Linked DNA regions of Mus musculus: region 2 is linked to region 1. Evidence: chromatin loops called from intact Hi-C (ENCODE). Cell type or tissue: left cerebral cortex. All regions are shown on one strand. Links, peaks and the distances in the headings refer to the core of each region. The heading gives the core; the rest is flanking DNA. Region 1 overlaps Pou2f1 (POU domain, class 2, transcription factor 1). Region 2 overlaps Rcsd1 (RCSD domain containing 1).

The links. Peaks named below come from ENCODE experiments on the same cell type or tissue, not always from the same donor. Only the 100,000 strongest peaks of a DNase experiment are listed, where the experiment ranks them.
Region 2: a loop joins it to region 1, with 4 times the contacts of the local background. A loop is called at or near these places in 10 of 42 quality-filtered maps.

Annotation. Positions count from the first base shown.
Region 1 is chr1:165,945,751-165,957,462 of GRCm38, forward strand. The region is part of intron 1 of Pou2f1 (POU domain, class 2, transcription factor 1); the gene reads right to left. Among named protein-coding and RNA genes, the nearest start is that of Pou2f1, 51 kb to the right of the region's middle. In left cerebral cortex, for the core only: no CTCF peak of the experiment used is centred there; no DNase peak of the experiment used is centred there.
Region 2 is chr1:165,674,297-165,686,008 of GRCm38, forward strand. All of the region lies in intron 1 of Rcsd1 (RCSD domain containing 1), which reads right to left. Among named protein-coding and RNA genes, the nearest start is that of Rcsd1, 28 kb to the right of the region's middle. In left cerebral cortex, for the core only: CTCF peaks have their summits at 5,154 (motif pointing left) and 6,879; DNase peaks (open chromatin) are centred at 2,832, 3,472 and 6,923.

The sequences.
Region 1 (11,712 bases), core at 2,252-10,251:
ATCTTAAACAGACTTCAGAACTAAAATGAAAAATTATTTATTTGATAAGTCATTTTAATAGACAATCCATAAAATAAAAGGCAATCACCATAACACCTGGGTTTATCAGTGGCTACTAAAGGAATAGTTTTACTTAGTAGAAAATATTTACCAGGTATAGAAAGACTGCATTCTTTCTTTGAATTGTTTCAATGAAAATTGAGAGTAGTTTGGTAATTAAAAAGGCAGGAAAGCTCTTCTTACTTTTCCAGTCTAAGAATACAAAAAGAGAAAAAGGCAAAACTGAGTAAACTGTATAAAATAACTAACACTTTAAGGGAATAAAGTCACATACAATAGGGAACTCTAGACTAGTCACCAGGGCACATTTAGCTCTTTTAGGTAGGCATCTCTCTTATGCCCATTCCTTCCTTTACAAAACAAATTTTATAATCTGACCTTACTGAAGAACATGAAGTTAAAGAGAAAGTCCTTGGAGTATATATTTTAAGGTGTACTTTCATGAAGCTGGATAAAAATTGCCTAAAGATTTTCTTTAATAGGCGCATTCTCCTAACCAAAACCAAAAACTCATTTTCATTTTAGCATTCACCGCTCCCAAACTGCAAACATCAAACTGTTTAGAAATGATACAAATAAGTCAATGCAAGTTTTTACTAATTTAAAAATAGTCTTTAAAAAAAACAGATCACATTTTGTATTGGGAAAATAGGGAAGGTCAGTAATAGGCACACATAGTGGGTGACTCTGCACTGCTGGTTGACTGTTACACTGTCTTCAAGTGTCAAGAATCTTCATCAGCAGAGAGCACCAACAGCCTCAACCAGCAAGGGATTAGTACAGGCACTGACTTTCACTTGCCATGTATTTTAATGTCAAGCTCTTTCATAATTAGTTTAACTATATGTTTACATATATTCCTAGTTCATGAAATTCTGAATAAATCTAGTTTAATGGTGCACACAAAATCAAGTGTGGCAGCTGAATTCAGATTGCTAGTGCCTGCATAAAAAAAGCAAAAACCAAACATAAATGGTAGCTCCGTTTGTGACCTAGGTGGATGAAGACGGATGAATTTGGAACTCAATGGCTAGTAAGCCAGTCTAACAAATTAGTGAGGCACTGTTTCAAAAAATGAGGGGAAAGTGACTGAGGAAGATACTCAATATCATCCTCCGGCCTCCATAGGCATGGACACGCACACACATACACAAACATGCATTTATACATACTCTACAGTCACACACATGTTTATTCTAAAAAATTTAAAAGCCAAATATGTAATTAGTTCAAACTACCTTCCTTATTTTGTAGCTTAGAATGTTCAATAAAAATTACTTAGATACATCCTACTAATTATGCTTCTACATGATAGTTATTTTTTAATTACCAATTTGACTGGACTTATAGTTACCTAGGAAACACCTGTATCTCTGAGCATATCTGTGAAGGTATCATGGACTGAGTACTAAAGGAAAAGGAAAGCAAACTGAGCAGGTAGCAGCCCGCCTTTCTGCCTCCTGACTTTGGACACAGTGTGATACATGAGCTCACATACTCTTGCCATAGTTAGAGCTAGTTTCACTGTTCATCATCACCATGATATACTTAGACTGTGAACTAAAACACAGCTTTTTTTGCTAAAGTTGCTTCTATCAGGTATTATGTTATAGCAATAAGAAGAACAATATGGCTACTTGAGTTGCCTATCTGTCTAGAGTATGTCTGACAGTTACATATGTGTATATATTTCAGAATATTTTAAGATGAGTTATTTCATTGCTTCTTATAAAATCTCTATAGCTAGGTAATGTTCTCATTATGTAAACAATGTCTCACACTACCAAGGTAGCTACATGGTGACTTGGGGAGGCCAAGGCACTAACAGTTATAAAAGCCAATGAAACTAAAAATAAAGAACTCAGGCTACACTAAACTGAGCAATTAAGTCTGAATACTTGTTATTTTTTCATGTGGTAAGAGCCTCAAGCTTGAATCATGAAGACTGGATTTAATTATCATACTCTCTAGAATGTTTTCCAGAGTTTTATCCTGTAGTGTCCTTCTAGTCAAGTGTAAGAATTCCCCAAGTGTGGCTGGAAACGCATAAAAATAAGTAGTTTTCTAGTTTTTTTAAGTCCAAAATTTAATTGGAATTTTGGTCATTTGGTGAGAATGGTGAGTATGAGAGATTTGGTGTTGGTGTGTGTTGTTTAATGCTGAAAGAGAGATATCAGCTTATGATCACCTGTAAGCCTGTATAGCAGCAAGAACTCACTAAAATGTTATTACAGGTTGAGCACAAATGAGAAATTAGATTTTTCTTTTTGAAAATGTGATTTCTTTTTTCAGTTCTCTATGAAAATGGAAAACACTTTAAAAATTTAAAAGTATAAACCAAAGATAAAATCCTAAACAAAAAAGATCACTTTACACAAAAAGGGTAGCAAAACATTGACACATGTGAACACACAGAACAAACATGAGCTTTAACATATTCACTAAAAGCCTCCAGGAAGAGAAAAACCCACTCACCCTGAAGGCTACAAACTGACAAGCTCCTTCTGCTATCCACTGGCACAGGAGAGACCTTTTATTCTTTTAGAAATTTTCTCAACTTAAATTGGATGCAAATAAGCCAGGTGTGGTCCTTACAACTATAACACTGCTAGTCCCTGCTGAGTTTCCATAGCAACAGACACAGCTGGTAATGGCTCACCAAAAGTTGTACTGACCTCAGACGGATTTAAAAAGTTTCAATTGTGCAAGCAATTGTGGTATCTTAGTAAAAAAAAAAAAAAAAAAAAAAAAAAAAAAAAACACAATTGTTTTTAAAAATCTATCTTTGCTTGAAGTTTCAAGTAAAATAAATTTCTACTAATCCAAAAGTGACCTCCAGCCTAACAGCAGGGGCTAGTGTGTCTGTTAAATTAGAGGAAGGCAATCATCAAATTTAGGAAAAATGTTTTGACTAAAGAAGTTGAGCTCTTTCTTGTGAGACTAGGCCGGGGCCTAGCAAACACAGAAGTGGATGCTCACAGTCAACTATTGGATGGATCACAGGGCCCCCAATGGAGGAGTTAGAGAAAGTACCCAAGGAGCTGAAGGGATCTGCAACCCTATAGGTGCAACAACAATATGAACTAACCAGTACCCCAGAGCTGCATATGTATCAAAAGATGGCCTAGTTGGCCATCACTGGAAAGAGAGGCCCATTGGACTTGCAAACTTTATATGCCCCAGTACAGTGGAATGCCAGGGCCAAAAAGTGGGAGTGGGTGGGTAGGGGAGTGGGGGGGGGGTATGGGGGACTTTTGGGATAGCATTGGAAATGTAAATGAGGAAAATACCTAATATATATATATATATATATATATACACACACACATACATAAAGAAGTTGAAAAGAGAAAAAAAATTAAGTCAATATTTATGGGAGTAAGGGTGGGGTTCCCTTAATGTAGTAAACAGCACCCAGAGAGACTAACAGTTTATTAAAGTTCTGAATTAAAGAATGTGCCTCGTTTCCTTAAATTAATGTGCTATGGCTGTTCTTTGGCCTAATTAAAGTGTTTGTAGTCATAGAGATAGTAGCTGGGTCAGCACTATCATCAACACCAACTTAGAATATAAATTCTTGGGTCCTACATCAGATCTACTAAATTAGAAACTCTAAGGGCGGAGGTTCCAGAAATATGTTCTGAAATCAATTCTCTATAAGATTCTGAACAGTGTAAAGTGTGAACACTGATTTACAGCGTCAAACTTCAGAGAGATATGTGAAAAACTGCAGGGATTTATTCTACTCTTTGGAATCCGAGTGAGAGTAATAGAATAAAATCTAAGGAGCTTACTAGCCTTCTGAAAGGAGTCTGCTGGCTGGTATCCTCTGTCTAAAGAAGATGCAGAGTATCAAGTTGGGCAGGTCTGTTTCTGTTACATGCAACATTACCAAGGGGTAACCAAGAGTCTTTATTATACAAGGAGAGGAGAGTCTTGAACCCAGGCTAACTCACTCACTATCATTCATATTCATTTCCAACCATCTAGGTCTTCACACCCAGGGCAGAAAATTTAACCATTTATCCTTTCATAAAAACAAATTTTCCAAGACAGAAAATGTTTATATGGGGAAGAGTATAAAGTCTGAGCCACAAACTTTAACATCCTTCACTGCTGAATTCTTTAAAAACATAAAAGTATGCATTTCTTTAGTATCTAATTTATTAGATACTGTCTTGATGTACTAAAACTTTTTAAAAACATATTTCTAATGGGTAACATTTCAAAGAACTAGGCTAGCAGCATGAAAGCTATCATAGACATACTAAAATAGTTAATGGAGAAAAAAGCCTCTAGTTAGCTCAAACACATCAGATGTTAAAAATGATGGACTCAACAAGCTGCGCTGGCTAGTTTTATGTCAACTTGACATACAGAATTATCTGAAGGAGGGAACCTCAGTTGAGAAAATGCGTCCATAACACCCTGCTGAAGGTCATTTTCTTAATTAATGATTGATAAGGGAGGGCCTGACCCATTGTGGGCGGTCTCATTCCTGGGTTCTATAAAAATGACTGGGAAAACCATGATGAGTAAGTCACTAAGCAGCACCCCTTCTGCATCAGTTTGAGTTTCTTCAGTGATGGACTATGATGTGGAAGGGTGAGCCCCTATCTTCCCCAACTTGCTTTTGGTCATGGTGTTTCATTACACCAAGAATAACCCTAATTAAGACACCAACGAGGTCATTTTGTGAAATTGCTAAGTGCTTTCAGTACTATCCCATAAAATGTACTTTAAAAATTTGGGGACTAAAGATGTACGCTCAATAGTAAAGCACTTGCCTATTATGTACAAGTCTTGGGTTCAACTCCAGCATGACAATTAACTACTTTAAGTAAATCTAAAGATTGGTCACAATTTATGAGAAAAAAACCAAAACAAATCAGAAAGACAAAGACATTCAAATGAAGTGTTTCCTTATTATCAGGATCTGTTTGTGTAAGTAATATGGTGAAATTTTCTTAGGTCATATATGCATGCATACTTTTTGTTTGAGGGAAGATGCCACTGGAGATGGAACCTAAGGTCTCATATGACACTAGGTAAATGGTTCCCTGAGCTACACATATCAAGCCTCAGACAGGTGACTTAACATACAAATCAGACAACAGGAGAAAGAAAAAAATACACACTTGTTTCCTTTCCTTTGCTTGCCATGTTTTTTGTTTGTTTGTTTGTTTTTCAAGACAGGGTTTCTCTGGCTGTCCTGGAACTCACTCTGTAGACCAGGCTGGCTTCGAACTCAGAAATCCACCTGCCTCTGCCTCCCAAGTGCTCGGATTAAAGACGTGCGCAACCACTGCCCAGCCACCATGTTGTTTTTTTAAAGCTGGGATAGTTGTACCACAGGTGTACCTTATTCAAAGAATGTTTTCCTAAGGAATCAACTTAATGTACTGTCAGCATTTACTCCACTCTTATGGGAAAAGAACTGTGAAAGAATGAACCCTACCTAGGTCTTCAAAGACAGCAATAAAGAATCAATAAGAAATGGATTCAGAATGCGCTTCAGACTAATCACCTCACATAGAGCCATTTCAGCCTATGTATTAACGGTGTTCACTTGATGTGCTGTTTCCACAGGCCTATATTTCTGCTTTTGAAAAAGATTTATTAGCCTATAAAGAATCTGGTTTCCTTATATGTTTTCCAACAAACTGTGCTATTTCTCTTCTCTCCCATCTCCTCTTCTGCCCCCTCCACCTCCAGTAGCCTCCTTCCCACTTGCCTCCTGTCACTTCTGTCTTTTGTCCTATCCCCTTTGCTCAGCACTTCTTCCCACCTTGTAGCCTCTGTAATGGTTTGAATATGCTTGGTCCAGGGAGTGGCACTATTAGGAAGTATGGCCTTGTTAGAGTAAGTGTGTCATTGTGGGCATGGGCATGGGGTTCCTCCTGTACCATGCCTGCCTGGATGCTGCCATGCTCCTGCCTTGATAATAGCGGACTGAACCTCTGAACCTATAAGACTGTCCCAATTATATGTTGTACTTCTAAGAGTTGCCTTGGTCATGGTGTCTGCTCACAGCAGTAAAGCCCTACCTGAGACTGCCGCCTATCTAGTTTCATGGCTAAGCCAACTCTTCCTCGTTCCTTTCTTTCTATACATGCAAACATTTAAAGTTTGGAACTTCATGAGAGAGAATATGTAATTTTTGTCTGAGTCTGGGTTACTTCATCTAATATACTTTTCAGATCAAGCCCTTTTTATAAATTCTACTTACAACTGAGTAGAATTTTACTATGTATATATATACCACATTTTCATTATCTACCTGTTGGTGGAGTATTTTTTCCTAACTAAACACATGAAATGTTACAAATTTCTATTTTTTGAGTATAAGATTTTTAGCTGAACTATTTGTTTGTTTGTTTATTTATTTATTTATTTATTTGTATATTTGGTTGGCTCCCAGTGTCTGGCTAAATATTTTTTACCTTATTAATCAAACCTATAACTAAATGAGTGAAATCCTATACAATCAGTTTTGTAACCTTGATATTGATACAAAGAAAGAAACTCAAAAGAACAAAGCAGTTGTGGTCTCTATTAAAGCTTGGTTTAATAGAGATCTATAAGAAAAATTCAAGACAGAGAAGACTTAGACAAGGAAGGACAATTTTGGTTTAAGCTTAAAGACTTGTTAACAAAAAGGCTTTCAGTTAAAAGGAAATGGATAAATACAGGAAGATTTTTTTTTTCAGTGAAAGGCTAGATTGCTTAGAAATAATGCTGACTATCTATTTGGCCTCAGTTTGTGTCATTTTGTGTGAATTCGAAAAGAACAGTTGGATAAATTTCCAAAATGTTGCCCTTTAATGAGTTCCTACCAATAATCTTTCAGTATCATAAATCCGGTCAAACTGATATCATTGCTCATCAAATAAGGAAAACTGCCTACTATGTTTGTTCTTAAACAAAATAAAAATGGTAAAACAGCCACAGCAGATGCTTTCTGATTTACCTTTTGTAGAGAAAGGCAGCCCCAGAGCATCTCTCCTATTTAGGCTCTTCTTCCTTCATATTCAAACTCACTCATTCTGCAATTACAACAAGAAATTCACAATGACCCTTCTTAAAGGGATCACTGGTCTTCTTTAGAGAGAAAAGTCTTCTACATTGCAATCACATTTTACTACCTATGGTGACACTGAGGAAAAGACTCCACAAGACAGTTAGAGAACCCATCTATTGTAATTACAGCTTCTCAATTGTTTTCACAATCCACAAAAACCATGGCAGAGATTTCTACAGCTTTACTCTCAAAGAAGCCAGGAGTAAAAATTCCGCGAAAAGAATATATGTACACTAAAGTTTCAACAACAAACAATGTTTTCATACATTTTTAAAGAATTCATTGTGGAAAAAAGAATTTACTGTGTAGAAAACCTATATAAATAATCAGCTCATCAATAAAATACAGTTTATTCTAAAGAAATTATTATGTTTAAATTCTCTAACATGGCTTGGGGCTATAGCTACTGTCTTTATATTATCTTGTATATCTAAAACACCAAGATTCTTTGGTATTATCTTTTGTCTTATGTAAAGATCTTGCTAAAGTTAACAAGTACTGCTTTTACATACAGTGGCACCACTGTCTAAATACATAAGGACAGAGCACATAACACAGCTGATGAATCAAACATCTGTGACCAAGTGTTTTAATGTGGGGCTGAGTTCTCCACATTATAGAGCCAAATATAAAATAAAAATTAGGATAGGGCCTCTCACATATTTCCCTGAGTTAAGGAAGATAAGCATTTAAATTGTGAAGAGCTGTTGTAGTTTTTATATCATTATAAAATGAAAATCCCCATCATTTTAATATTATATCCTCTCATATGGAAAAGGATGCCACATTCAGTCAAATATGCCCCGTGGCCTTCGCAATTTATGTTCATTCAGGTGAGGACAATCAATTAATCTTTTAAATCAATTAATCTATCACTTCACCTTGTTTTCTCTGAAAACTCATAATTTTAAAATTTGTATACTTGTTTGATTTCTGCTTTTCACTAGAAAGAAAATTTTCTGAACACAAGATATTATGTCTTATTTACTTAACAGCAATTTCACATATGTGGTAGAACCTGAGAGAGGCTCAACCAAATACTTGTACATGAATGAAAAAATGGTTCTGGGAAAGTCAACAAATGTTAAATCAAGCATGAGACTTAGTTCACAATTAAAGGTTTGTTTAAAAAGATTAGAATATGAGTAGAACACTCACTGTTGATTTTGAATAAAGGCAACTAATAAAATTCTATATATTGTTCTCACAGAATACCAAGGGCTCAGCAGTTAAACAAGCAAGCAAACAGAACACTCTCTAGCAACTTCCCCTCTCTGAGGCTAAAGCTATAAAGGACATGATATATATTCTGCTGCAATGCCCTTGGCCATATGAAGAACATCAAGCTCCATTTTATTATGTCTGTGCTTCTCCAGGATTAGGATATGCACTTGGAACAATGCACTTGGAACGGGCTTCTAATGCGTACAATGAAAGCTGAGCATTCTCACCAGTCAATTCCAGATTCAAATGGTAAAACACTGACAGTAAAGACTGATAACTAAGGAGCAAGATCAGTTAACATAGTTCCATTAGATTCATTTTAAATTTTCTTATTCAAATTTAAAATTAGCTCAGCAGCCTGCAAGTAGACACATTTTTTAAAAAGACATTCATTCATTTCAAATTATATCAGAGACATTTGTAAGATGAAAATAATCTTGAGAGAGAGCTAAGATTACAGCTTCTCTTGAAAAATTCTTATTGTACTATCTGCAACGGTTGACGATGAAAGTTGGTAACTGCTCTGTTAATATAAAATAAATTGAATATAGTTTACTAATAGTTACTCATATATTTCCATTTTTTCGTTTATCCTTCTTGTACTTCAGTCTTTCTGAGTTCAGCTTCCTTCAATCTTAAGAAATGTTTCTTAGAAGCTCCTTTAGTAAAGGATATGGTGGTAAGCAACTCAGTTTATCTATCTAAAACCATCATTTCATCTTTATATACGCTCAAAGGTTGCTTTCTCCCAGTGTCCTTAGCTTTCCACTGTTTCTAGTGAACGCCTTTCCATATCCCTGGATGGTGTTCTCAGAGGATGTACACTAGAAATGATGATTAAGAACTGTCTTCTCTAGAACACCAACTGCACTGCACTTCTCATTCTGTTCTCTGTATCTTACTTTCTCTTCATATCTACCTCTAGAACACTAGTAGTAATCTGATTAATTTCCCAAGACCTACTATTAGTTTCTTCAAAATTTCTTTTTCAAATGCATTTGAAATGTAAATTTCAAGGACCACTTTTTCCTGTTTAGAAATTACTCTGCCAAATCTGCCTAGTCATTTTTGCAACTTGTTCTGTGCCTGTGTTCCAATCCACTTTTTGTTTGTTTGTTTTTTGAGACAGGGTTTCTCTGTGTAGCCCTGGCTGTCCTGGAACTCACTCTGTAGACCAGGTTGGCCTTGAACTCAGAAATTCGCCTGCCCCTCTGCCTCCCAAGCGCTGGGATTAAAGGCATGCGGCACCACCCCCAGCCCCAATCCACTTTTAAAGTATTTTTAAGTTGATTTAAATACTAAATTACATTCTTACTACAATCTGAAGTTCATGGGAAAAGAAGTTTCATTCTATTGCTGTTTTTTTCCTATAATTTTCTGATGCAAATTTGATCATATCACAGTTAGATATTTAACAATTCATTTGATGGATACAGAAAGTCACACTGTAGGAAACTTTCACTTCATTACTCCTGTACTTTCCTTCATCCAGTCTCATGGGAGTATCCATATTCATGACTTCCTGCAACAAATCAGCTCCTCTCCTTTGTCCCACCTGGTTCCTGTTATCAGAAACTCTGTAAATATTCATATTCTATGTCATCCTTCACGATCTATCTCCACTGCCATTTCTCACAGGCACTAGACTGAAGAACCTTATTCAACTCAGAAGTCCCCTGAAAACCTATCATAATGTCTTGTCCAAAGAAAAAAGCTCCACAGCAGCTGAGATATAAACACCTGACAAGGGCACTAGAGAATAAGATAAACTTTGTAAGGGGAGTGAGCCTTAAATTGTGATATCCTAACTCTTATTCTAAGTTTTTGTGACTCAAGAGTTTTATTAAGATCACCCTAAAACTGGGAGGTAATGGCACACGCCTTTAATCGGAGAACTAGGGAGGCAGCTAAAATACACTGCTATCTGGTTTTTAATATGACAACCATTTATTGAACATTAGGTGTACCAGACACCATGCTGGACATGCTTAAATATTACCTTTTTAATACTAACAAAATCCTATAAAGAAGTCATTCGTTGTTTTATAGATGAAAAAATGATATTCTGGCATATTACTATCATAAAGATGTTATACATTAGTGGCAGAATAAAGATACATCATCTTTAACTTAACGCTACTATTTCTTATACCAACACCATAGCTGCCAGATTATTTAGAATAGCTTAATTACCACCTCTGAATAAAGAAAAAAATGTGAGCATGAATTGAATATAAGACAGATAAGAACTACTCATTTATCCCTGCAACACACAAAAAAACTTTCAACAAAGCCCAACAATTTATTTATTCAATAGATTAAATACCTTGCAACTACTTGCTCTTACTGTGAAAGAGACCAATAGAAAGTAAAACAAAACAAACACCAGCTAGTAGTAATATTAAAATGGAAGGTCAACTACTGCATATAATAAGAATGCACGGTGAAGAAAGAAAACTATACAAAACTAAAATAGCACAGTAGTCTCCATTTTTTCTTTTCTATAAAGCTCTTCAAAATTAGATGACCCTATTATTATTGATGTATAATCTTCACAAGGTGTATTCTATAGGAACAGGATTTCCTACTCTGTCCCCAGAAGATGGAGAGTTTACACACTGCTTACAGGAGATGCAACAGGGTCTATGTAGAAGAAAAGGAGCAGAAGTCAGAGCATTGAGCCATTTCTCACTTAACCAATAATAATTTCCATCACTTTTAAGTAAACAACCAATTTATGAAATAAAAGAATTGCTTTAAACACTCCAGGGACTGCTTCAGATTAGGACCGCTTCGGATTAGAAACATTCAAGCAACTTTCAATTACTACAGAAAGTATCATTATTTACTACAATTCAGATATTAGCTTAGAGATGTATACAGTTTAAAACCAGTAGAAATGTGAAATCATTAATCAAGGAAATAAAAATGAAAGAAGAAAACTTACCCTAGCACCCTAAATGAAAAACAGGATAGTTGGAGGGCAGATAGGAATAAATACTGAAGAATCTGGCTTGAATTTGAAGTAACTAAGAATTTACTATCTCCACAAATTTCCACGGCAGAATGTGTGAAGTTGGTTAATTAAAAGCATTTACTGATTATTATAAAAATAAATACAATTAAGCACTTATGCATTTCTTACTGTTTATTAAATCTCCTTCATAACATAAAGCATGGAGGACTACTTCCCAAACTATAGAAAAGGGCTGCAGAGATGACTCAGTGGTTAAGAGCACTTGCTGCTCAAATGGAGGACCAAAGTTCAGATCCCAGCATCAGCGTATAAGCCCAGTGATCTGTAAATGTAAATGCCCATTACTCTGAGGAACCTAACCTCCTTTTGG
Region 2 (11,712 bases), core at 1,364-9,363, 270 kb before region 1:
CAGCACTCAGCATTGAGAAGCTGGGCAGGGACCATGCGCCTAACAATGGGAAGTGTTTTTGGGTTAAGGTATATAACCCATATATGGGTATATTAGACAATGGATTAAAGGGCAAGATTTATAGCGCTGAAGCTCAAAGAGGTCTACCTGAAGGCCTGGTTGTGATGAGAGGCCGGGCCACCGTGCTGGGTGGGCTCACCAGCCCACACCAGAAGCTTGGAGGAAAAGTCACAGGAACAATGTCAGGAAGGAGGTGATGAGCGTGTCACAGAGTCACAGCCAATGCTTATGGTGAGTTTCCTGGGTGACAGGCTCATTCTTCTGATGCCCTCTCATCCTATGGGACGTGCTAACTGAAGCTGTCGTGTGGAACATGGGCTACAGAGCACAGTTCCCTGCTTAGGCTGCTGTGGGCTGACATGTTGAAGGAGCTGCTGTTTAATCTCAAGACTGACACTGTAACAGCGGGTATTTCTTTCTTTGTGTTTTGCGGATGTCTGTTTTATTGTTTAAATTATGTGTGTACATGTGTGTCTGTACAAAGATATGTGTGTGTGGGAGTGCATATACCTGCAGGGGCCAAAAGAGAGTATGCTCCCACATAACTGGAGTTATAGGCAGTTTTGAGTCACCCAGCTTGGGTCCTCTGCAAGAACTGTATGCATTCTGTTTGTTTGTTTGTTTTCCAAGATGGGGTTTCCCTGTTTAGTCCTGGCTGGCTCTATTGACCAGGCTGGCCTTGAACTCAGAGATCTACTTGCTTCTGCCACAAAGTGCTAGGATTAAAGGTGTGTCCCACCAGGCCTCATAGCTGTCTGGGCTCTTAATCTATGAGCCATCTCTCCAGCCACAATACTGGACATTCCACTACATCTTGGGGATATTGGCAACTGGAAACAACATGTTGTGACCCTTTGAAGGCGGTCCCACTTAAAAGACACATGATGTCACTGTCAACATCCTCTTCATTCATCGCCCTGGTTTTGACCATTTCTGCTATTTGATGCACGTTCCTTTCTCCTAATGCAGACGCTCTTAGAGGCCTGCTGGCAAGCAAACTGGGAGGAAGCATAGTCTTGGGCTTCCTCTTTCTAGGTAACTCCAACCACATCACATGAGCTCCTGGAGCCTCAGCTTCTGGGTCTGCAACATCAGAATTACTCCTGCCTTGCCTTGTGCCCTAAATGGTCACGAGGCTTCGAGGATGCGGAGAGTGAGTGAGCATGTTGGATGAGAAGTGCACATCTGGGTGGGAGACGCACCCCGCACCTCTGGAAGCAAGGTGAAAGTACAACAAACAGGCCAGTCGTCATCAGAGGTAGAATGGTGTTCCTCTGGCCCCACCAAACATCCCAGTCCCTGGACCCTGTCAATACATTAGGGCACAGGGTAAATGACAGATGAGGCAGCTGTCAGGAATAAAGTTGCCTATCAGCCGATCTTAAAACGGGGGGGGGGGGGCGTGTTCTGTGTGGTCTGAGTGGGCTCCATGTAACCACAAGATCTTTAAAGCAGAGAAGATAGCCGACTGAAAGACAGAGCCAGTGGCTGGAGCCTAGAAAGATTCCACCCAGCTGGGACGGTGGTACACACCTTTAATTCCAGCATTTAGGAGGCAGAGGCAGAGGCAGGCGGATCTCTGTGAGTTCAAGGCCAGCCTGGTCTACAAAGTGAGTTTCAGGACTGTTACACAGAGAAACCCTGTCTTGAACATCCCTCTCCTCCAAACAACAACAACAACAACAACAACAACAACAAGGAAACTGGGTGTGGATGCACACCTGTGAAGTTAGTTCTCGGGAGATGGAGGCAGATGAGAAGTTTAGGGTCTTCCTCAGCTACATCACAAGTTTAAAGCTAGCCTGGCCTACGTGAGACTTTGTCTCAGAGAGAGGAGTAAAAGGGGCTGGGGAGAGAATAGATGGACCAACTGAAAGAAGCAGGAGAAATGAATGCCTAGCCTGTGAGTGACATACCATGAGCACCGTGGGATGGGCTAGCCTGGGAACGCAGGGGCTATCATCACCAGTGTAAAGAGGTCAGGGACAATGTTGACAGCAGGAAATCAGGGATGCAGAGCAGATGCTCCTGGTTTGACTAGGGACGTCCCAACTGGTGCCTGGATAGTATGTAGGAGGGTATGTAGGGGGATGCAGGGTAGAGACAAGAGGCTTCTGGGTAGACAAGGATGTATGTCATTGACAAAGAGGACAGGCCTGGGGAGAGGCAGGACCAAGGAAACAAACTCAGAAAGGCCGAGATGGAGCGCAGAGCCCCTGCAGCCCAGCAGTCCCAGCAGCCCCAGCAGCCCCAGCAGCCCCAGCGTGGGATTGGAGGGGTCAGGAACCCGGAGCTGAAGCCTGGCTCGTACTACAAGCTGACAGCAGAGCCTGCAGACAAGTGGGAACGAAGGATCTCAAACCACATTCAGCTAAGGATAGTTATCTGTGCAGTCTGACACAAAATTAAAACACAAGTTTGGTTTTTTTTAAACTCTCTTGCACAATTCTTGACTGTGAACTTGTAGATGGTAACCTCATGTTCCAATGTCCAAAGGTCAAGTGCACCTGATTCCTAGACAATTCATTCACCTCCATCAACAAGTAAGTATATATTCTGTCTGTCTCTTTCTAGAATTTGTTCAAAACCTCCCAGCCCTGTGCTGTGCTCACACACACATTGCACAAATATACTTGACCTTCTGGAGAGTCCCTCCCACTGTGAGCCTGGAGTTCTCTGGGCAGCTACCTAGAGGCATCCACAAAAACCCTTCTCTGGGGACCACAGCGGTGACAGCATATGTATATCTGAGGTCTATGACATTTGTCCTGCCCGCCGCAGCAGAAGGTGGAGACTACCTTCTAAGATTAGAACAGATTTCCCAAGGACCAGGCTTTTTGCCTGCCAGCCAGCTGCTGCCTCTCCTGTTACAGCAGCCTCCTCCTGGCTCCCTGTGGGCTGGAGCCAGCACAGCCAGGAATAGGGGTTTTATCAGGACTTCTCAGGATGTCCCATGCTTGGGGTGCCCTCAGAAGTGAGTGGAACTGAGTCCCAGAGTCCCTAATGTTGAGAGTCTCACAAAGAGTGATGTGGGGAGGAGAAAGTCCCTTAAAATATCTTCGGTCTGAGTTGTGGACCTAGTTCACAAGCAGAAGAACCTACTGGTAATTCCAGTTGCTACAGTGCCCTGAGCACCTTCCAAATACCAACCCATCTACGGACACAGCTTTGTAGAACTTATGCAACACAATAGAGTCTATCAATAGAAGGAGGAATATTGGCTACTAATGGTTAGAGAAACTGAGGCAGAGAGCTATTAACAGGTGATACTCCCTAAGTGTCAGGGACAGCAATGTTCTCCGGTGTCACTCTGGGGAACGTGCACAGAACTCTGTGTCCCATAGATGAGGACTTTCACAGTCCCTGTAGGGAACAGACAGGGAAAGGGCTCATCTGAAAATGACAGATCTGGCAGACTCAGCGCACAGCTGAGGGCTTGTCTGGAAGCCAGGGGCCCCAGGCTTATGGTGTCATCAGAGGCTAGTGAACAGAAGGTAGGAAGCTGAAGACTTTTCCCCGTCAGTCAATATGTATCTGCTGGATGGCTTTACAAACCATGGCTATTTGATTAAATTGCCTGGTATAACTCAGCCACAGTCCCTTGGAAATTCCAGAGAAGAAGCCCCCTATGGCAAGGCTTTTCAAGTGTTTGAAGTCACAGCCGACTGGCTGTTTGCAAGCATGAAGAAAATGTCTCCTGTGCACCGAGTTGACTTGGGCCTGGATTGGTCTTAGAAGTAACACATGTGGAATTGTCCAGTATAGAGACAGAGGCTAACAGAAGGATAAAACTTAATTATTTTAAATAAATGTTTGAGTTCACAAGCCTGCCTAACAACTCTGGCAAAACACTGCCCAGCCCTGAAGAGTGCTGTGAGCCTAGGTATACAGAGACCTCACCTGGCAAACTGACGCAGGGTGTTTCCCTACCCGCCAAGAACAGCCTGGGCACTTACACAAACTGTGCCAGGCGGCTGTCACCCACCTGCACATTTGTCCAGAAGCAGCTGTTCCTTCTCTGTCCTACCTTGTCTTAGACTCGTGCATTCAAGCTTGCTGTAGCCTGTGCCCTGCACCTCAAAGTACTCAGGGCATGCCAAGAAATAGCTCCTTTCATAACGGAGGGTACTGTGGAAGATGTCCATTCAACTGTCATCAGTATTTTAACTTCGGCTTACAGCTTATTGGGGCAATAAAAATCCCCCAGAGAGGAAGGATAAGGAAAACATGAGGAAGAAGCCTGATCCAGGATGTGATATTTAAATAAGATGAGCAGAAGTGGTGTGGACAATGTGCATGGTGTGTGTGTGTGTGTGCATGGTGTGTGTGTGTGTGTGTGTGTGCATGGCTGTGTGTGTATGTGTGTGTGTGCATCGTGTGTGTATGTGTGTGTGTGTATGTGTGTGTGTGCATGGTGTGTGTGTGTGTGTGCATGGCTGTGTGTGTATGTGTGTACTTGCAACAAGAGAGTTACATAAAAGCCCGTTGAGAAGAGATTCTTGAGGACCAGGAAGCTTGTGTGATTGAAACTAAGTGGTCCTTTAAAACACATCTCTGTGAGAGTCTTTCCTGCTGTCAGCCCTGAGCACAGACACAGTGTGGTTAGTTCCAGCCTCTAGGGCAGTGAGGTTGCTCAGTGAATACAGACACTTGTTATGCAAAACCTAAGGAGACTGCCCAGGAGTTTGCAGGTCAGCTAGCTTAGGGCATTCAGCCCAGCAGAAATAAGAGACTACCTCAACAAGGTGGGGAGAGCGGTCAGACTCTCCCGGAAGGGGACAGAACGGAGACAGGCCAAGGCGGTGATGGTCAGGGCTGTGGAGCAAACACCCGACGCCAATCTTACTTTTACGTGACTGTAGACAGATGACTTCACCTCTGGGATGTTCAGGATCTTGTCTATAAAGGAGAGACAGTAGCTCTTCCCACCATGGGCTGCTATAACAATCAGATGGGGTTGCTGGAGAGGTGGCTCAGAGATCGAGGGCAAACTGCTCTTGCAGAGAACCTGGGGTTCAGATCCCAGCACCCACATGGGTGGCTCCCAAACCTCTATAACTCTAGCGCCGACGAATTCGACGCCCTCTTCTGGACTCTGGGGGTACTGCATGCACAGGGTGCACAGATAAACAAGCAAAACACTCATACACATAGGAAAAAAAATAAATCATTTTTAAAAAGAAATCGAATGAGGGGGTGTGTGCAGACTATCTGTCAGCCTGAGTGTTCTATAAATGCAAAGGTGTTTGGAAGCTATCCCGAAAAGGTGCAAGCTGCACAGGATGTTAAGGGGAGACTCTTGACCTGGATCCTACCACCCAAGGAGAGACTGCAAAAACCAAGGCAGGGGAGCAGACGTCACAGTGCTGCCCTCTAGAGAGAGCGCTGGACGTCCAGGGAAGGGTGAGGACCTGACTGAGACTACTGGAAAGGACTTTGTAATACTGGGCATGTTTGGAGCAGGGTCATAGAGAGTTCAGGGACATTCCATATCTAGTTCACCACAGCAAATGGAAAAGTATAGAGGAGATCTGGGAAATGGAGACTTCCTGTTAAGGAGCACATGGAGGACTTACAGAGGAGGGAAAGGAGAACAGCAGCTAAAACACAGAATTATTCCACACTGGTATCTGCTATGGGATCTGGTCAGAGAATGGGCTTGAAGCCTAAGGGAAGCTGCACCACAGAACTCACTCAGCAGGGCCTGAGGGGAGCTGCACCACAGAACTCACTCAGCAGGGCCTGAGGGGAGCTTCACCACAGGACTCAGCAGGGCCTGAGGGGAGCTGCACCACAGGACTCAGCAGGGCCTGAGGGGAGCTGCACCACAGGACTCACTCAGCAGGGCCTGAGGGGAGCTGCACCACAGAACTCACTCAGCAGGGCCTGAGGGGAGCTTCACCACAGGGCTCAGCAGGGCCTGAGGGGAACTGCACCACAGGACTCACTCAGCAAGGCCTGAGGGGAGCTGCACCACAAAACTCACTCAGCAAGGCCTGAGGAGAGCTGCACCACAGGACTCACTCAGCAAGGCCTGAGGAGAGCTGCACCACAGGACTCAGCAGGGCCTGAGGGGAGCTGCACCACAGGACTCACTCAGCAAGGCCTGAGGGGAGCTGCACCACAGGGCTCAGCAAGTTTTGCTAAATTCCCACACTTGGCTCTGGGGTTTCTAAGATTTCAAAGGCAAACAGATAACTCAGCTGCAAGGAGGGATGTAGCATCAGAGTGCAGGACACATGCGCGCCAACCTGACATGCTTCCCCTTTTAAATGGAGCTGGAGATCCTAGACACTATTAAAAAACAAAAACAAAACAAAAAACCCCCAACAAAACACAAAAACAATTTAAAGAAGCAGAAGCTTCCTATAGCTATTAACACTTTTTAAAGCTGATTTTGGTGTGTGGCTTATGTACACTTTTGCATGCATTGTGTACACATATGTGTGCAGGTATGGACTCATGGCATGTCCACATGCGGCGGCCAGCAGGCAGCGTTTGGGTCCTCCTCCATCACTCTTCTTCTTTTCTGAGACAAGTTTCTTTAGTCAACATGGAATTCACTGGTTCAGCTACACTGGCCATCCAGGAAGCTCCCGGGATCTCCTGCTTCTGCCTCCCCAGGGCTGGGCTTAGGCACACACCACCATACCCAGCTTCTGTGTGGGGCTCTGAGGGCTTGAACTCAAGTCCCTAAGTGTGCAGAGCCAAGCTTACAAACTGAGCCTTCTCTCCAGTCTCTGAAAACTTGCATGGTAAAAATGCTATACACAAAGGGAAGGAAAAGAACTCCTAACAAGACAGAAAGGGGGCGACATCTGCCATAGAAAGCAAGCTGGCATGACAAGGACATGGTGTGTGTGTGTACACAAATATGCAAGAGTAACAAGCCAGTCTACTTAAAGACATGCCCAGGCTCACTCATTGTAAGGACATGTGAACTACGGAAGCACCAGATTGCTGTGCCTTTCACACGGGCAGGAAGGAGAAGCTGGAGGAGCCAGAGGCCATGGGGGAGCCCTCATATACTGCTGGAGGAAATACGAGTTGTTTCAGTGCTTTGAGAAAGCAATTTGGAAGCATATATTAAACTCTATTATACAAATCTTCCCGGCTTGGCCTCATGTTCTATCTACCTCACAGATTGTAGAAGGCCCGGTGTGTATGGGCACAAAGGCCACCGTGGCAGCACTGTGTACACCAGTAAAGGCATGACGACACAGAGAATGCCCGTAAAAAAAAAAGGAAATGGTTTGCAGTGTATCCACATAACAGGCGATTACAAAACCATGAAAAGGACTGAAAGAGAACGCTCTGAACTTCCACAAAATGTTATAACACACATATAGAAGCAGACACAGAGAAGCCAACAGGCTGCAAAACCTGTGCGTCTGTACATGTGTGTGCAAACACATGCAACTGGATAGCTACGTGAACATAGGTATTCTGCAGAAAGACGTACATGAGGTTTCTAGGGACTGAAGCTGATTTGAGGGGAAAACAAAAATATCGTTGGGAAAACCTAGGGTGTCGGGAGAATCCCAGTCACGTGAAAAGGTATGAGACTGGGCACACGTGTGCTGGCATACAGAACAAGACAGCAACTCAGAGCTGATCGTAAAGCTGTCCATCACACATTTTTAAGGGAAAGAAAGGTAGTCGCTGAGATATATTAAAATACAAAATAGTGTGTGTGTGTGTGTGTGTGTGTGTGTGTGTGTGAAATTGATGAAGTGAGATTTCCAAGCTCTGTCCTCTGAGGAAGGTGTGGCTGGGGAGCAAACCCTGGAAACCACCCAAGGGAGGGAGTTGCCAGGGATGTCAACTCCGAGTCCCAGGTGTCTACAGAATGGGCATGCGTGCCCAGAGGGGAAGAGGAGAGGAGGCGGAGTTACTAATAACTGCACGAAGAGATTTCGGTACTAAATGTAAGTATGTGTGCCCTGGAGGTGGTTTTAGGAAAACTGGAACTGAAGCCAGCTTGCAGTAGCGGCAGACACGTTTTAAATGCTGCCTCTTCCTCCTCTCCGATCAGTCTGAAGCCCAAACAGCCACTCAACCCCACCATCCCCTCAGAAGAGACAGATTTCCAGAATTAGGAGCATAGGTGATTTCCTTTCGTCCCCACGCCTCTGATTTCCTAAGAGCCTTGAATAACCCAGTTTAAACTCATATTCCCGGCAATAAACAAGACTACATCCTCCTCAGAGGCCATGGAGTCATCGGCCTGGGGAAGGAGAAAGAAGACGGGAGCCAATATAGTCGGAGCACTTCCTGTGTCTATGTCACTGACATCAGCTCTTAGCCCTCGCTGCATCCTAGGAGCTACAGGATACCACAGTGTCAGTTACCGCGAGTCAGTTCCTCAGCTACTTGCTGGCTCAGTGGCACTGGCTTCAAAACTTGTTGAGTCTGACTCAACATGCAAGATCTTACTCTTCAAGGTCTATGTCTGCTCGATATGTTGGTGTTATGGACAGAAGATGCTAATCTGATTCCACAGCTTAACCCTGAGAGCAAAGTCCCACTTCTGTATAGATGGAAAATGTATCTCCAGAATACGTGAGCTTCATGCTGAGCCTGGGGTGGTGACCTTCGCAGGCTGAGTCCATGACATGCCCCAGGGTCAGAGGCCTTGGGGTGTTCAGAGACCAAGCAAATGACATAAAAGAAGGATGGGTGGGTAAGCCACGCCCATCTAAACGAATATGGCGGCTGATGTTCACCTATGCCTCCACATGAACGATTTGATCTGACTTTCAATAGAAGATTATAACATGTAATGAAGGTGGGAAACTTGCATTTGGCCAAGCCCGGTGTCCATTTGCCAGCACTAACTCATGGGAAGAATTCTGTCATCATGCAACAACCATTTCCCTCACCAATTCCATGTGACAGTCTTTGGCTTAATATATTAATTTATTTTTAATCTTTACAAGCTTGTATACTTTTCTTAAAATTCATTGATACAAAAGGTATTATTTCTTCTTCCTTGAATTCCAAGTAGAATTATACTATAAAACTCCAGCTAAGATGAAAGGCCTGGGCTCAAACTCTCCTCCTGTCCCTTAACAACTATTAGACCTCTTACCCTTCGGAACCTTAGTTCCCTAATCAACAAAACGAATCACTGTCTACACCGAGAAACTCCTGACCTCCTGCAACTCCAGCTTTGCACAATCCAATGGCCTGTCTAGCCTCTGAGGACATCTGCACTCATACGAACATACCTACACACAGACACATATGTGCACATAGTTAAAAGTAAAAATAAATCATAAAAAAGAGTCATTTGGCTAGGTGTACTGGGGCATGCCTTTAATCTGAGCCCTCAGGAGGCAGAGGCAGGCAGATCTCTGTGAGTTTGAGGCCAGCCTGATCTACATGGTAAGACTCTGCCATCCCCACAAAAAGGAAAGAAAAGGAGTCACCTCAGCTGTGCGAGTTGGTGTATTCCTTCAGTTCCAGCACTTGGCTAGAGGCAGGTGGGTCTCTGAGTTCTGAGTTCAAGGCCAGCCTGATCTACAGAGTAAGTTCCAGAACAGCCCGGGCTACACAGAGAAACTGTCTCAGCCAACAACAAACCAACAAGACCCACCTCCTAGAATGGCTTTAAAAGAAGCCACATAATAAAAATATTCCAGGAACATTCTTTCTATCCAGTCTAAAAGGTAGCCATGAGGTGTCATAAATCCACGTAGGCTATAAACAAATAAACTGAGGAAGGTATTATTTTAATAAGTGTCTCTTCGCTTTATAACAGGATTTCCTGTAACAGGCCTCTCTGGTACACAGAGGACCTGGTGTTTTCCACAAACGTTTTAGGTTTGGGCAACTTTTTGTTTTTAAATGAAGAAGTGTTGTGTGTTTTCAATGTCAGAGGAAAAGGCTTTTCACCTGTGGTGATGGGGGAGCTGTCTTGCAGGTGAGAAGCCAAGAACAGCTCTACCTGGTTGCCTAGCAGCCACATCCCTCCACCCAGCCCCCAGTCCCCAAGGACTCCACAGCCAGCTGTGGAGATGGAGTAGGGATACCACCGTTGGGGTAGGGAGTAAGGAGTGAGAGAGGGTGATGGAGGGTGGGGGCAGCGGGATGGGGCTGCGGGGCAGATGGGGTGCAAGGTTGGGGGAGTGGTACAGTCATTGCACCTTGCTGGGAGGAGATCCAGGGCAGTGACCCCAGTCAAAGCAAGGATTTTGGAGCTCTCGAGAACAAAGCAGATTATATCATGGACTCTGTCCTTTCCACAGCAGCTCCATAGGAAACACCTGTAGAGCAGGAAGCTAGAGAGATTAAAAATATCTGCCTGATCCCTTAAAAAAAATAAATAAAAGATGAGAGGAAAATGGTCTCTTGTCTTCACAGGGAAAACAAACAAAGCGATATCTGGTTTGAGCCATTTCCTCTCAGCGAAGCACAGCCCTCCCCAGCCAGAGCTGGGCCTGGACCACACATTTGAACAGCCCAAGACATCCTGATAATTGATGGTGCCTATGAGGGACGGGCTTGGAACAGGTTCCCAGTCCCAAGCTTGGGGCTTCTTATGCCGGAGGGTGTATTAGGGGAAGCTGAGATAACCTCATTTCCTTGCGGAGATACGCAGCCTCCAGCCAGCTTTGGAAACAAGGGGCCCTTGTGTCCCTAGGGTCACAAAGGGCGGTGATGACAACCCCATCCAGAAAGGACATGGTGCTGTCTTTACAGGACCTGGCTGAGCTCAGGCTCAGACTGAGGGTGGCAATCCAGAAATAGATCGTGCTGGCTCCTTGATGTCTCATTTGCAAGAAGCCTGGCGCTTTTGTCCTTAGCGTCCCTTTCTGGCAGAGCGTCCACTGACCCCAGGCTGCTATCCCCTCTCCCTCAGTTCCAGCCACTGGTGATGCTTGTATCGTATCACCGCTTTCTCTGCTCTTTCACCAACCTTCCTTCTGCTTCCCAGATAATCATTCTCAAAATTGAGTTCAGTCATGATCTTACTTGGTTTACCTGTTTCATGCTACCCACTGTATGCTGGGAACATCTTTGTACAGGTCGAACAGCCTGAATCTTCAAATCCTTAACCAGAAGTGATTCCATACCAAAGTCTTTGGATGAAAACATGACAGCACAAGCAGAAAATTCCATACCCAATCTCATGTGATAGGAGGAGGCCAAAATGAAGGAAGACCAAAAAAAAAAAAAAAAAAAAAAAGGGGGGGGGAGATTAAAAAAAGGTATCACAAAATTATCATCAGCCTATATGTAAGAGGCGTTAATGAAGCATACGGGAATCTTATGTTTGTATTTTCCTTGCATCCCAAATAACTCAAGATAGCCACCGATTTGAACCTGAAAATAATCTAAGATTAAAGATAATTTTTTTGTGCTCTGGAGAGATGGTTCAGTGGTTAAAGGCACTCGCTACTCTTCCAGAGAAGCTGAGTTCAGCACCCAGCATCTATGTCAGGCAGCCCACAGCCACCTATAACTGTAGCTCCAGAGAATCTAATGCCTCTGGCCTTTCATAAGTACATACCCTCACACAGACATATATACATAATTTAAAATAGCAGAATTAATCTGGGCATAGTGGCACATGCCTTTAATCCCAGCACTTAGGAGGCAGAGGAGGATCTCTGTGAGTTCGAGGCCATCCTGATCAACAGAGCAAGT